Regions from separate parts of the Homo sapiens genome. Here region 2 is linked to region 1. The links are chromatin loops, found by intact Hi-C in ENCODE. Cell type or tissue: PC-3. All regions are shown on one strand.

Region 1 (8,000 bases):
AATTCTTCAAATTGTAGCCCACAGGGACAAATATTATTATGGACTAGGTGATTCGAAGAAATAATTTAAAAATCAACTCTACTAATTAAATTTCCAAATTCATGCACAAAGACTTGGCTTAATTAGTAATTCCATATACATATATGCAATAGAATGAACAGCTTCCTTAGCACCTGAACTATGAGTCATTTTTGCCCAAAGCAGGTGAGGATAGTGAGCTACTCTACAGGATAATGGAGACTTGGGGGTGGGGCGTGAAGAGTCTGGCATTATATTAAAAGGATATTTTATTTACTGAAGTAGTTACCTGTCAACTAATGCTATTTAAGCGCATTCTTTTAAATAGGAAAAAAAACCCCTGGGTTTTATGTTCTTCAATTTCTTGAATTAAGATGATTAAAAGTGGAGATTAAATATAATCTTTATTCCAAAGTCACTCCTGTGTACTATGCCAGATACTTAGGCAGCAGTTAAATTCCTTGAGTCCACTAAAATTGCATTTGCCCTGTTACCATTTCAGCAAAAGAAGCTATTTTCATTTGTGAATACATGATTTAGTTATAAATATTTCAGGCGTATGTTTTTCATCTTCTATTTGCTTACTGACTCTTTTCCCCCGAATTTTCTGTAGCCTTGGTGTATAGGATTGAACTATATTTCTTTTCTTTTTTTTTTTTTTTTGAGACAGAGTCTAGCTCTGTCACCCTGGCTGGAGTGCAGTGGCGCGATCTCCGCTCACTGCAAGCTCTGCCTCCCAGGTTCTCGCCATTCTCCTGCCTCAGCCTCCCGAGTAGCTGGGACTACAGGCGCCTGCCACCACGCCCAGCTAATTTTTTGTATTTTTAGTAGAGATGGGATTTCACCGTGTTAGCCAGGATGGTCTCGATCTCCTGACTTCGTGATCCGCCTGCCTCGGCCTCCCAAAGTGCTAGGATTACAGGCGTGAGCCACTGCTCCTGGCCTGAACTCTATTTCTTATAACCTGGTTTGTGTAAGTGCACAGGATGAAGAGTTTGGGGGGGCTGAAGGCAGAACTTGCTAGGAAGGCTGACTCTTTTTTTCTCTATGGAAATTTCTTCAAATGCCCTGCATCAAGTGACACTCCATGGAACCAAGGGAGTATCACACTGCAGTCATTTGCAGCTTATTTTCCAATTACCACCCTACCTTGGAGCTCTGAATATGTTCACTGGGCCATCAACATCCATTCCTGCCTCCTCTTGTGTGCCTTATGGTATGGTAGAGGCTGGAAAACTAAAAGCCTATTTCCCAGACTCCTTTGTGGACAGGGTCATGGATGCAAATTAGATGCATTCATGCTCTACCTGCAATTCATCTCTGAACTGAAATCCCATATCCTGCTGAGGTTTCTGCAGGCAAGCAAGGTCCCAGGGACACGAGTGTGGACAAGAGCTGTGGAGGCAGCCTTGTGGATCCACTTTCTGGTCACAAGTGCGGTCAGGAGGTATTGAGCTGGTTGTAGAAGAGGAGATAGCGGTGGTAGTGCCTTCCAGGTTCTTAGATTGAAGCTATAGCAGTGGTTTCTACACAAGAGAGAGCCATTATTAGACCTGACTCCTACCATTCTAGCCCTTGCAAAAATGTTATATTCCTTGTATTAAATCTTCTCCTTAAAATACGTAAAGCAATTTATTGCCCTGAATCTATCTGATATGCCTAGCATATGGCAAGCCCTGGAAGGTTTTCCTGCTGATGCAGAGATCCCCAGGTGGCATGCAGGATTTCTTATTCCCAGTTGATCCTTGATTTTTCCCAACCTTCCCACTTGGCCCTTAAGTTCACTTATTTGTTTGTTTGATATGGGTTTTGTTTGTGGTCATGGCAGTGGTTTATTCTACTGGATTTGGAGGGAGGTAGAGTCTTAGATTCATTTTTATTCCGCCATCTTTCCCTTACATTGAAAAGAATGATTTAAAAACTCATCAAAAAGAAATATACTTCAGGTTAATTTTCTTTGACAAATTTCTTTGACAAATTCAGGTCTTCCCCGAAGGCCTTATAAATTCAAAGTGAAAAGAAAACGTACAATTAATTATATTTGTAATCAATTTGTTTTGGGTCTGTTTTATGGTACAATATTATATTTTGTATATGCACTTTTTGCACCAGAAAGTTTTTAAAAATACATATATCTTGGCCACTTTAAGCATTTGCTCTTTGGATCACTGACTATTTACAGTGTTTATTATGCACCAAACAAAGATGAGTGAGACAAATTATCAGCTTTATTTCTCCAATGAATATTATTGCTTCAGAAACTATCACTATATGTTTCTAAAATATCAATACACTAAATATAGTAACCTACCTTTCTTAGACCTTATTGAAATGGAAGAATGATGAAAATTGATATATATTGATTCTGTTACTGATACTGTCTGATAGTGGTCACAGAAAATTTCATAAGCAATTATCATTCAACTTTTACATCTGGGGAAACAAAGATCAGAAACATAAAATGACTTCAAAATCATTTTCCAGGCCACTGAATAATGGAGCTGAATTCAAAATCCATGGTGTTTTCACTTTCCTGTGCATTTCTTCAGGAGATACAGTTTACAAAAAGGTAAATTTTAGAAAAAAATAATATACATGTTATCTTATATCTGAATGGTCTTACTACATCTCAAAGTAATTTGTAAGTTCATTATTTCATTTAGTAAACATTGCCAGGAGATAGACTGGCAGGAGTGGAAGTATTGTGTCCATTTTATACATGTAGGCAATAGAAGTATCTAATCTAAGTTTTTACCTTTTACTAATTATATCAAGTTATTGTTTGTTTTAATGTTTCAAAAGTCACGTGATTGCTAGGTAAAACACCGACAAATTCTTTAAAGAAGGACAATAATTTTTACTTTTCTCAACTTTCTTGGATAAATACATTTAGAAAAGTTAACAAAAATTAATTAGAGAAACTGCTCTCTGACAACTTTTATGTATAATATTTATGTCAATTTTACTTAAATGGCAATGTTCAATTTTTCAAAATTTGATTTAAAAAATGTGCACAAACATCAAGAAAGAATGTATGAGTAATGTTTTAATCAGTTTTTTAAAATTTGCCTGAGGAATGAGTATCAGGAAAAAGGATATAAATGCATCCATAAAATTTAAAAATAAATGTTACTGCATTATGGCACTAATCTGTGAGTTAGGACTATTACAGAAACATAATGCTGCTTAGTTCAAAAACAAACACGCTTACTCTGGTCCCCTTCCCTTGGCTGTGACTTTACCAACCTCAGTACTTTTCCAAACATCCTCATTAACTATGGACTTGAAGAAACAGCAAGCAGCATGCCAGCTCCAGAGGGCATTGCTCCCTGTGTAACTGAGCTGCATCCAGAGAAAGAAAAGAAGTGAATGCATACATGGAAGGTGCATCACACAGACATGGCATTCAAAATACATGTGATGCCCTTGAAAGAAGAAAATCAGAGTGATCAAACAGGGAGGTTCAAAGAGACCTTGGGAATCACTGACACTGTTCCTTCTGCCAGGCAAAATTATACTAAACCCACCTGGGATTGTTTCAAAGTAAGCTATTTGCCTTTGGTTGTTTTTCTGTTTTACACTAGTCAGAATTTGTTCATTTTTAATCTCAAAGTTATTTCATACTTCAGCTAGTTTTCAGAATTGTTGAAATTGCTTATTTGTTGAGTTGCATAATACACCTTGCCCACATTCAATCCTCTGCCCCATTTAAACTTGCATATTTTGATAACCCCTTACGTGACCATGATGAATTGTGATTACCTCCTGAAATGTCACAGGCAGGTGAAAGTATGACTCAATTTCAACTTGTTATCCTTGATGCATTTCACATTAATTTACATATATCTTTCTCTAAGATTACAGACAAGAGGGAAAATGGAAGAATAATTTCATGGATCTCTTAAGAACTGTTCAGAACATTAGTTCTTTCAAAACTGTGGTTGCCGAAAATTCAGCTGAGATAACAGAGAGCTCCCTTCACGGATGATACAGGAGCAATTCAGATCCTACTGCTTTCACACAAAAAAGTATCAAAATCTAATTCCTAAAAATGCAAAATGTTGCCAAGTCTGCCAGCTATAACTTAGCAAAGCTTTCAGGGATTTCCAGTGTGCACTTTCATCTTCTCACCAGCCATGTGTATATACACAGTGACTTCCAATGTTCCATGTTTTCTTCTTCCAAAGACACATTTAAACAACATGTTGTTGCTAATTTTGGGATTTTGCAGTGGGTGCATGTAACTATGAACAATCACGATGCTTTGCAAATCATTAGCTATCAACATACAGTGGATTTTGCAGTACAGAGACAGCTTGAAGTAATAAACACTTGACAATCCTAAATTTCTAGAACTTGATGTAATTTACTAAACGAAGAATATAAAACCATTTCTATAAACAGAGCAAAATGAAGCCCCAATAGTGAGGGCATAGAGCAGGAAGAGCATGTTGAAATATGACTTTTGCATTTGTATGTATGACTGAAAATAAGAGGTGGCAAGCTGCCTATTCTCAACTTTACCAACTACACACATTTTTCTGTGAGGCAGTCTTGCTATTCAGGATTGCCTTAAGGAATCTGAGGAGATCAACTGCAATTGTAAACAAAGAGGGCACTAAACCAAGCAGTGTCAATGTATTACCATTAAGAAAGGATCCAATAAGATTGCTGATATTAAAAATTGACTCTTAACATCTTCATATTTTAAACGTGGTGTTGAAATAAATATTAAATAGGACAAAACCAGTAGCCAAGGAGATGATGACAAAAGACTTTCTCAATCCACGTGAACTGCTTGTTTTGATTACATCCTTTACCCAGTATTATGTTTAAGGGATTTGGCTATAACAAAATAAGTGTCTATTTCAAAATCTGATGATGAATTTCTCCCATGGATGCATTGGTTTGTAAAGATCAAAATTGAATGATTAAGCTATGGTAAAATTTCTCTAATATTCTACTCAATGCGCTACAACATCAGTCCCCAACCTTTTTGGCATCAGGTACTGATTTTGTGGAAGACAGTTTCTCCATCCAGGAGTGGAGGGCGGGGTCAGGATGATTCAAGCACATTACATTTATTATGCACTTTATTTCTATTATTATTACACTGTAATATGTAATTAAGTAATTATAAAACTCATCATAAAGTAGAATCAATGGGAGCCCTGAGCTTGTTTTCCAGTAATTAGATGGTCCCATCTGGGGGTGATGGGAGATAGTAACAGATCATCTGGCATTAGATTCTCATAAGGAGCATGCAACCTAGATCCCTCGCATGCACAGTTCACAATAAGATTGGTGCTCCTATGAGAATCTAATGCTGCTGCTGATTTGACAGGAGGCAGAGCTCAGGAAGTAATGCAAGTGACAGGGAGCAGCTATAAATAACAGATGAAGCATTGCTCCATGGCTTGCTGCTCACCTCCTACTGTGTGGCCCGGTTCCTAACAAACCACAGACAGGTACTGGTCCCTGGCCTTTACAACCAGTAATATTCATAAGAGCAAACATTTGGATGTTTACTGTATTCCAGGAACTTTTTATAGTGTTTTACATGGACTCACTTAATTCTCATCACAAGCCTACATAGAAGGTATGATTATTATTCCCATTTTGCAGATGAGGGAATGGATGCACAAAGAGATTAAGGAGGCTACCCATGGCCACATAGGAAGAAAATAGCAGAGCCACCATATGTACCAGGTAGCCGGGTCCCAGAGCTTGATATATTCTAGTGTCTCCCTGGAGATCTCTACAAATTAATCAACCAATAGGTGACAAGTTTCTAATACTGACTGTAATAGTCACTTAGCCAAGACACCCAGTTGTCATAATTATCTGTCCTCTTTCAATATTTCTTTTCCATTTCTCATGCTTGTTTCTGTTCTGCAATGCTAATCAATTTTTCATGTGGCTGTCTCTGTGCCAAGAACATCCTTTCTCAATAATCTCCTAGGAAGTTTTCATGGTACATGATTTACTACATAATTAAAAGAAAATGGTTTGCTTTGACACCTACTTGTAAATTGCCTCAATTTGGAAATGAAAACACAGCTTTTTAGGCTCAACTATAAGGACTTTATTTTCTAAACTGAATATGTTCACAGTTTATTTTTACAGTAAGGAATATATAGATCATAAAATATAATAAGTGTAACTCTTTCTTTAAATATAAATATATTCATATTTTTATTTTCCTATTTTTAAAATATTTTTCTTTATTTTATATTTAGATTTAAAAGCATGATCATGAGTTAATTTATTAACACTGCTATTTATGATGTTGCTTGTTTTTCTGTGTGACAATGATGTACATTTGCTGAAACAAAAATTAAGACTCCCATCTTGACTAACAGCAAAAAAGAAGAAAAGAAGCTAAAGAAGAATTTAACCAGTGTAACCCGTTCATCAATTCTTAGTGTTCATCAATTCTAACACATTCATCAATTCTAACACATTTTGAGAAGTGGCAAGCTTCTCTCTGACATTGTGTCCTTTTCTGAGAAATGTCCACTGAACTATAGCTGGCATTCTATGTGAGAAGCATGTGCCAGAGATTGCAAAAGAAAGATCATGTGATGTCAACCCAAGCCACAAACTGGTACATGAACCTGTTGGCAAATCATAGTTTATCACTCCCTGTCCATGAGTCATTTGAAATGGGAGTGCCAATTTTAGCAGATGTGTTTTCTGTCTCCATAACAAGTTGTGAATATGAATACTTATTTTCATAAATAAATCTGATTGTCAATATAATCTGAGTTTTCTTAGTGTTACAAACATCTTACTGCCTGCATAAATTGAAGCATCTTATAGGATGACTTTTGTAGCATGCAAGATCAGAGTGAAGTAGGGCAACTTGAGTAACAATTTATGGTAAATTGGTAAATTATACAAAATGATTATTTGTTGTCTTTTATTATTTGTTATCAATTTTAAAATTTCAAATATTTAATAAGGAAGGATAAAAAGACTAGAAACAGAAGAATATGCCTATTTTATGGGCAATGAAAAGACAGTGTAGACTCTAGGAGTTTACAATGGAGGTTGAGGTATAAGACAGCTTTGTATAGGTCAATATTAATAATTTATCTTTTGGGACCAAAATTAAACCATGTGGTCTGCAATCCACCTGATAAAGCTTCATGGAAAAGTTAAATCTTGATCCAGGCCTTAAAAATATAGAATTGGAGTAAAACCAAGGTAGTAAGTAAGATGATATTGAAGAAATAGATTTCGGTATGAGAAGATAACAAAATAAGAAAGCATAACATTTTTGTGAGTGATGTACTCTTGGCATTTGAGAAGTCTTTAAGAAAATTAACAGCATCAGTTAACAGGCTGGTTTGGAAGAGGAGGATGAGAAAGTTGGGAGTAATCAGGAAGTTTTGTCCAGAATCCGAATGTGAGGAGAGCAGCTTATGTTGAGATTAAAGCATTGAATCGGAGCATGCTTCATAAGAATTATCAGCAGAACACATACATTGATTGCGTATGACAGTTCCAACAAGAATTAGTCATCAGAAAATTCTCGAGAAAGTTTACTGGACTTCATGGGGAAGGAAGATGTTAATGAATATAGGGAGATGACAAGTTTGTTTTCTGTACATGTCGTTTTTGATGAGAGAGTTGCTTATTAAAGTAAGTACATCATGTTCCTGGTCTTTATAACTTTGTAGGAAAAGAAAGATAAGTTCCTAGAAGCCAAGATGTAGGTTTTCGATTTCTTCTGTAACTCCGGCAATTACTGCAGATGTTTAGCAAATATTTAATGGTGTTATATGAGCTGGAAATATGGGAGAGAAATTAAAATTTCAAGAATAAAAATGTAGACAAAGTGTTTATCATGATTATAAAAGGGATAGTTACATACATAAAACCTGATCTTCAAAATTAGTGTTTGTCTAGGTAGGAGAGAAAAGGATTGAGGCCATAATTCTGGAGTAACAGGATACAGAGAATGTAGCTGAAGCTAT
Region 2 (8,000 bases), 190 kb after region 1:
TCCTGGGGGGTCAGTAAATGAACTGTAGATGTAGTCCCAAGGCTGACTTGACTCTCTGAGTCAGAGCTGTGGCTCGGAGCACCCAGGAACTGCCTTGGGTTTGCACACAGGAACCAACGCCCACCCTGTCCTAATGGGCATGGCGGGCCCAGCAAGCCCGTGAGCAAAGGAGGACCAGGACTGAGGGCAAAGGTACACATGCCCCATAGTCTTCTTGAGATGCAGCAACCACCTGCTGAGATATTTACTTAAAATGGTGTCCTTAGGAAGACCAGGTCCATTCATTCAGGCCTGATTCTAGGTGTCCTCTCTTGACCTCCAGGACAGACAGAGGCCAGAGCTTTACTCCTCATTCCAAAATCAAAATGCCCCTAATATGGATCTGTTATTTTGCATTGTGAATACCTCCCATGAAGCACCCTGACTCTGAGGCCACATTCCAACACCTCAGCGTCTTTGGTTACATTCCTTGGGGTGGGACTAGGGCTTCACATGCCACATATGATTCATACCAGAGTAGTATGTTTTCATTATCTGAAGCTGAACAGATTAATATACATTTATAAAACCCATTTGTTTCCTGCAAACTTGGCTCAAGGGGATCTTAATAATCCCTCTGGAAAGTGGCTGAAATGACCAACAGCAGCATCTGTGCATCAGGAAGCCAGGGAGCACAGCAGAGAAAAAGAAAGGAAGAAAGAAATGCCAGCAAGTGGACAGAGCTTTCTCTATTTTGGTGTAGGGGCTCTCTTTGAACAGCTGCTCAGTGTCACATTATTAACTAAACAAGTAGCCCTCACATGCTGTTTTGTGGAGCATAAGAACTGCTATACTCCAGGCAGACAGAATGCACTTAAAAATGGTGATGAAGCGTAATGTCAGATCTTGCTAATTTCCAGTGGCTTAATAGCTGAAGTAAGGAAATGATGAGACGTTTTCACAGACCCCTTCAAAAACCAGGATATGTAGGAAATTTTCACCAGAGTAGCGGGGGAGATGGGAATGAGGAGAATAAAAATGGGAGAAGATAAGCAGAAAATCATTTAAACCTCTCTCTGAAATTTCTAGATAATTTTTTGGACAAATTGAATCTGGTGAAGCATAGGAGAATCTGTAAGTTGGTAAAAATATCTCCTTAGTAATTGGAAGAAAAGATTGCTATACCTAATACTTAATATGTGTCATGATGACAGCCTCTAAATTTGAATGAAATACATGGTTTGATAAATAAGTTTTTTTCTGATTTGCGGGATAAATATTGTAACCCTGTGAAAAAGTAAATCGCCTTTAGTTCCATACTATATAAATCATCTTTATAAAAAAGATATTACGTTAAATTAGGACTATTCCCAAAAGTTCATTATGAACTTTCAGTATGAGAAGAGTATAAGTTGTGTGTTATATTAACTTCAAACAAAATTGCACACTTTGGACTTTTTTGATTATATGAAGCTTTGCTCCAGTGTCTGAATTCTACTCCTGATCTCTTCTCGATGGTTGGCAGAGAAAGAATGGGAGCATTAAGATGGGAAGCATAGTGAGGGCTTCCTAAAACAAATATGCAATCCTCTTTTGTGATGGACAGGAGCAAGGCTGTCCACATTCTACATCGGTATGCTCAACAATCTAGTCAAACCGAGGCTACATTTTCCCCTGCTTTAGTTTCTTCTTTTGTGAATGAAGGGATTGATTTTGTTCATCTTAAGCTCCTCTTCTATGATTTTATAACTGAGCTCACACTGTAGGAGTTGGAAATTCAAATCTTTGGTGGCCAGCCTCTGCATCCTTTGTAGATTTGGGTATAATTCCGTTTGTTCAGGTAATCAAAAGGGCAGGTCAGGCCTAAAGGGACTCCCCCCACCATTTTGTTCCTCTGAGGTATTTTTATTATCCAGATGAAAATGTGAAAAACAAATATGTAATACAAGCTGTTTGTCCTGTCCATAAAAAGAGGATTATTTGAAAATTTTATTAAATTTTAGTAGGAAATATCTATTATGTTACTCAAAGATCTTGATAAGTCTGCACAAAAAATTTCTGTTTGTGTTAAATTAAGAAAAAATTTTCTGCAGACAAAGGTACATTCATTTATCTGTCAGGAAGTAGAATCCATGCAACATGACATGTTTTCCCTTTAACTTAGCAGCCAGAAAACAGAAAGCCAGATTCGGTGATGAATTATATGAATCTTACCATCTTAAATGTATAGTAGTATCATTCCTCTCCGCTTCCTTTAAACTATCTCTATCGATTTCTCTATTTTATTACTAATTGTCTTATTTTTATTTTTTGATATTTAATTTTAACAATTTCAAATACATTTTTGGAAGGAGACAAACATCAACCATAATAACAATAATATGATTAGGTGAACAAATTATATAGTCAAATCTTCCAGTAAACTCAAACATAATACTGGTTGGTATTTAAATATTCAGAATATCATGTCATGGGAGAAAATACCCTGAAAAGCATAATTCATCTTTATAAAGGTATTCTACTGTGAATCTTTAAGCCGCAATGACCAGAAGGGAGACACAAGAATCATTGCTAGGCTTAAGCCTAAGTTCCAGAACACTTTAGACCACCTAAGAACAACACCGAACTCAGAAAAACTGGATACCCCAATTCTAGCCAGGAAGGCAGCAGAGCAAGTTAAGTATAAACACAACTCAGGAACAATTCAGCCAAGTGACTTGCTGGAAACGCAGAAAAAATGTGAAAACTCTGGAATTTCCCAGATGTCATTGAACTAAGGCAGAATTACAACGATTCAGGCTCATTTAAATCTCATTTAGAGAACTGGGAACCAGAAGTGTCAGAAAACACTCAATGTTGCATGCTGATAGCACAGGATGGAGAATGATAGGGCTGCAGTTATTTTTTTGTATAAAAAAAACTTATGAGTGCATAACACAGTCTTATAGGCTGATTTAAGAATTACAACTTATAAGAACTGGAATAATGATCGAAACCTAGAGGAAAAATAGTTTAAACCCACCTTCTCTGACAAGAAGCCATTTATTGAATAAATTTTTGCTCTGCTGACATGAAATGGAAATCTTGCCCAGAAAAAAATTTAAGAAAGTAAAAGTAGTATACAGAGTATGTAGGAGTCTAAAAATTGTCTCCCTGAAAATGAAATCCTTGTATACAACCCTTTTAAGTTAACCTTCCTAAAATGCAATTCTTATTGATTATTATTATGTTCATTCAAACATTTTTCAAAGCGTTTAATTAAATATCGTAGGAAGAAACAAAGGCAGGTGAGACATAGCACTGTCCCCTGCAACCAAATTCAATTTATGGATTTTGCTTCCTGCATGTCCAAATTCCTTAACTGCATACAGGGTTTTTTTTTTCCATCTCCCCCTTTCTCCCATTCTCTCTCTCTTTCTTCTTTCTTTCTTTTTCTTTTCTTTTCTTTCTTTCTTTCATTTTCTTTCTCTCTTTCTTTTTTTCTCCCTCTCCCTTCCTCCCTGCCTTCCTCCTTTCCTTACTTCTTTCTTTCCTTTCTTCCTCCTTTTCTTTCTCTACTCTCCTCTTCTCCTTCTCTCTTTCTTGGTGCCTTCATTTTGATGTTTGTTGTCTTTATCCCAACCAACCCTCTTAAGGACACTACAACTCCTCAAAGTGATTTTGTGTTTAAACAAGCTAAATTATTTTCTCTCAACTTTAGAACTGTATTCACATGATCTTCGCAAATGCAAACCAATCTCCCCAGACCATCTCTACATGCCGAAACCGCATCCATCTTTCAGAGTCCAACTCAAATCCTTCCCTACATTGGAGCTTGACATGTGACCAATGACATTCAAACCGTGCCTCTGTCACTGCCTACCTGTGTGACCTCAGACAACTTACTTCACTTCTCCTCAGCCTCTGTTTCCTCCTCTGTAAAATGGGCATAACACTTACCTCAGAAACTTATCCTAAATGTTACATGAGATAATACTGCATGAGGAAATACCTTAGCACATTATGGTACAGAATTAAAGGCCTACACATGTTTGCTAGCATCATACTATTTTTGTTAATAATTCTGAAAATGAAATGACCACTTCCTCCACAGAAAACCACAGAATATGTGTTCCTTTCTAATGATTTTTATTAGAGTTATTTTTAACCTCTTATTTCTTCTACCACATTATACTCCGTAAATGTGTCTTGCATATTGTCAAATATGATTCACAAATATGCAATGAGTATTTTATTTTATTCATTTCTCCTAAAAACAAAACAAAACAAAACAAAATGGGATACATGTGCAGACCGTGCAGGTTTGTTACATAGGTATATGTGTGTCATGGTGGTTTGCTGCACCTATTGACCCATCCTCTAAGTTCCCTCCCCCTACCCTCCACCCCCCAACAGGTCCTGGTATGTATTGTTCCCCTCTCTGTGTCCATGTATTCTCAATGTTCAACTCCCACTTATGAGTGACAACATGCGGTGTTTGGTTTTCTTTTCCTGTGTTAGTCGGCTGAGGATGATGGCTTCCATCTTCATCCATGTCCCTGCAAAGGACACGATCTCATTCCTTTTTTATGGCTGCGTAGTATTCCATGGTGTATATGTACCACATTTTCTTTATCTAGTCTATCATTGATGGGCATTTGGGTTGGTTCTATGTTTTTGCTATTGTAAATAGTGCTGCAGTAAACATGCATGTGTATTTATGTAGAATTATTTATATTCCTTTTGATATACACCCAGTAATGAGATTGCTGGGTCAAATGGTATTTCTGATTCTAGATCCTTGAGGGATCGCCAGACTGTCTTCCACAATGGTTGAACTAATTTACATCCCCACTAACAGTGTATAAGCATTCCTGTTTCTCCACAGCCCTGCCAGCATCTGTTGTTTCCTGACTTTTTAATAACCCTCATTCTGACTGTCATGAGATGGTATCTCATTGTAGTTCTTATTTGCATTTCTTTTAAGATCAGTGATGTTGAGCTTTCTTTTCATGTTTGTTGGCCATGTAAATGTCTTCTTTTGAGAAGTGTCTGTTCATATCCTTTGCCCGCTTTTTGATGAGGTGGTTTTTTCCTTGTAAATATGTTTATGTTCCTTGTAAATTCTGAATATTAGACCTTTATCAGATGGATAGATTGCAAAAATTTTTTCCCATTCTGCAGGTTGCGTGTTCACTCTGATGATAGTTTCTTTTGCTGTGCAGAAACTCTTTAGTTTAATTAGATCCATTTGTCAATTTTGGCTTCTGTTGCAGTTGGTTTTGGTGTTTTTGTCATGAAGTCTTTGCCCATGCCTACGTCCTGAATGGTATTGCCTAGGTTTTCTTCTAGGGTTTTTACGGTTTTGGGTTTTACATGTAAGTCTTTAATCCATCTTGAGTTAATTCTTGTATAAGGTATAAGGAAGGGGTCCAGTTTCAGTTTTCTGCATATGGCTAGCCAGTTTACCCAGCACCATTTACTTAATAGGAGATCCTTTTCCCATTGCTTGTTTTTGTCAGGTTTGTCAAAGATTAGATGGTTGTAGATGTGTGGTGTTATTTCTGAGGCCTCTGTTTTGTTCCATTGGTCTGTATGTCTGTTTCGGTACCAGTACCATGCTGCTTTTGTTATTGTAGCCTTGTAGTATAGTTTGAAGTCAGGTAGCGTGATGCCTCCAGCTTTGTTCTTTTCCTTAGGATTGTCTTGGCTATACGTGGTCTTCTTTGATTCCATGTGAAATTTAACATAGTTTTTTTTCTAATTCTGTGAAGAACGTCAATGGTAGTTTGATGGGAATAGCATTGAATCTATAAGTTACTTTGGGCAGTATGGCCATTTTCATGATATTGATTCTTCCTATCCATGAGGATGGAATGTTTTTCCACTTGTTTGTGTCCTCTCTTATTTCCCTCAGCAGTGGTTTGTAGTTCTCCTTGAAGAGGTTCTTCACATCCCTTGTTCTCTGTATTCCTAGCTGTTTTATTCTCTTTGTAGCAACTGTGGATGGGAGTTCATTCATGATGTTGCTCTCTGCTTGCCTATTGTTGGTTTAAAAAATGCTTGTGATTTTTGCTCATTGATTTTGTATCCTGAGACTTTGCTGAAGTTTCTTATCAGTTCAAGAAGTTTTGGGGCTGGGATTGGGATGTTAGACCCTGGTGGCATGGGTTCACGAGTGGGATCTCCTGATCTTTGGGTTGCCCAGTTCCACGGAGAAAGCACAGTTTCCCCCACTGGGTAGTGTGCTCACTCGCTGCCTCCCTTGGCTGTGGGGTGGGGGTCCCTCTTCCCCTTGTGGCTCTCAGGTGGGCCGCCACACAGCACTGTTCTTCCCTCTCTCTGTGGGTCATGCCAACCTTCTAGTCAGTTTTGATGAGAGAACCTGGATACCTTGGTTGCCGGTGAAGGATTCACATGCTTATTATGGTTTTTTTGGATGGGAGCCTCCGAATGTTGTTGCTTCTAGTCAGCCATCTTGGCCCCACCCTGTACAATATGTATGAGTATTTTAATGCTTTTTTCAAAAATTATTATTTTTTATCTTGAAAGAAGTCTGATGCATGATTTATTAGGAGCCTGTGTGTTTTGGTTTCTACCTTCGAGAAACATTCACTTTGTGCTGCCTCACCGAACTCTCCCACTTATAAATCCCCAGCTCGAATTCATTCATCTTCCATACATAGCCTTTGTAGGTGTAATTTTTCACTTTGTTGAGTATTCATAGATCTTTGGTCTTAGACACCTTGTCATATTCTGTTTCACTTTATAGTTATGTGTGGATATTTCTCATGTGTTCCACATCCATTATAAACTCCTTAAGGCTGGGCAATACTTCTTAGTTTTTAACCTCTTCATTTTTAAGCCCTTGCATTTCATAGTTTGTCCATACAATAATCCATTCCTGAATTCTTCCCCTGATTCCTCCCCCGTGCTCACAGGGCACTGACAGCTGAGGCTGGCAGTCACTGAGCTCCACTGCAGAGTGCGGGTGGGAAGAAGGCAAGCAGCATGTGAGTCCTGCTTTGCCACTCTCTCTGTTGCTTCAACTTCTCTGACATAGGCTCCTCAACTGTATAAGTTTTTATGTAGGTTGGATTATACATACAAATATAAAAATGTTAGAGAATTGCCTGGCAGAAGTACTGTGGATGCAAAGTCAATGTCGATATTTTTCACTTATTTTCACCAGGAAATTATTTACTAGGAGAAGGAACCCCCAGGAATGATGTACTCAAAGTAAACTATACTTTGGTGAGCATTCTGAATAATGGCACATGCTGTAGTGTACGTCCCTGGAACAGACCTTAAAACCTTTGTAAAGGTAGCCTTGGGAGGGGAAACGAAAAACCAAAGAGTGACGAAGCTGAAAAGGAAAATGCAGCACACATCAACTCTCCTGTGGGAAACTCTTCATTGTTGCTTTTGTTTTAGTTCTTCTTGTTTTATAATGAAAAAGAGTAAGTTGCCTGTTCTAACATACTTGGATTCCTGGTGAAATAGGATTTCCTTTCTGTGACCTGAGGCTGGCTGTATTCTTCACATATCCTAATGTCAGACTGCATTTTCTAATTTCTGCTGGAACATTTTTTTTGTGGCCTGAGGGAAGCCTGAATTTCCCTCTTTTCTTTCTGTTTGCTGTGTCAGCAGGGTTGGCTATACCAGAATCGCATGTGAAGTCAAGTGTTGCTTGATCCAGGGCCTCCAGAATCAAACTCATCTATCAATTGGTGAGCAGAGCACACATTTGCTCTCTGTTTTTCTAATCTAGAATATAAGCAAACCTATAGGTAGCCTGACTGCTGCCAAGATTATCTGCAGAATCTATCAATTTCATCGAATTTTCTACTTCATGTTTTGGTGACTCAATATTAACATGGGAAAACCTCAAAATCTGATTCTATTGTTAAAGTTTCAAAATCTACTGTTCTCTTTATAGGTATGTAAATAACTTTATTTATTAGTTATTTGTTGATTTACTTATATATAGACATGGGGTCTCACTCTATTGCCCAGGCTGGTTAAATCACTTTAGGGAAAAT

Evidence for each region. Peaks named below come from ENCODE experiments on the same cell type or tissue, not always from the same donor. Only the 100,000 strongest peaks of a DNase experiment are listed, where the experiment ranks them.
Region 2: it touches region 1 in a loop (1.9-fold over the local background); 2 of 110 quality-filtered maps call a loop at or near these places.

Annotation. Positions count from the first base shown.
Region 1 is chr10:36,461,016-36,469,015 of GRCh38, reverse strand. No RefSeq gene overlaps it. Among named protein-coding and RNA genes, the nearest start is that of LINC02630, 570 kb to the right of the region's middle. In PC-3, a CTCF peak has its summit at 3,342; DNase peaks (open chromatin) are centred at 3,265 and 6,635; H3K27ac peaks cover 2,457 bases.
Region 2 is chr10:36,273,117-36,281,116 of GRCh38, reverse strand. No RefSeq gene overlaps it. Among named protein-coding and RNA genes, the nearest start is that of LINC02630, 380 kb to the right of the region's middle. In PC-3, no CTCF peak of the experiment used is centred here; no DNase peak of the experiment used is centred here.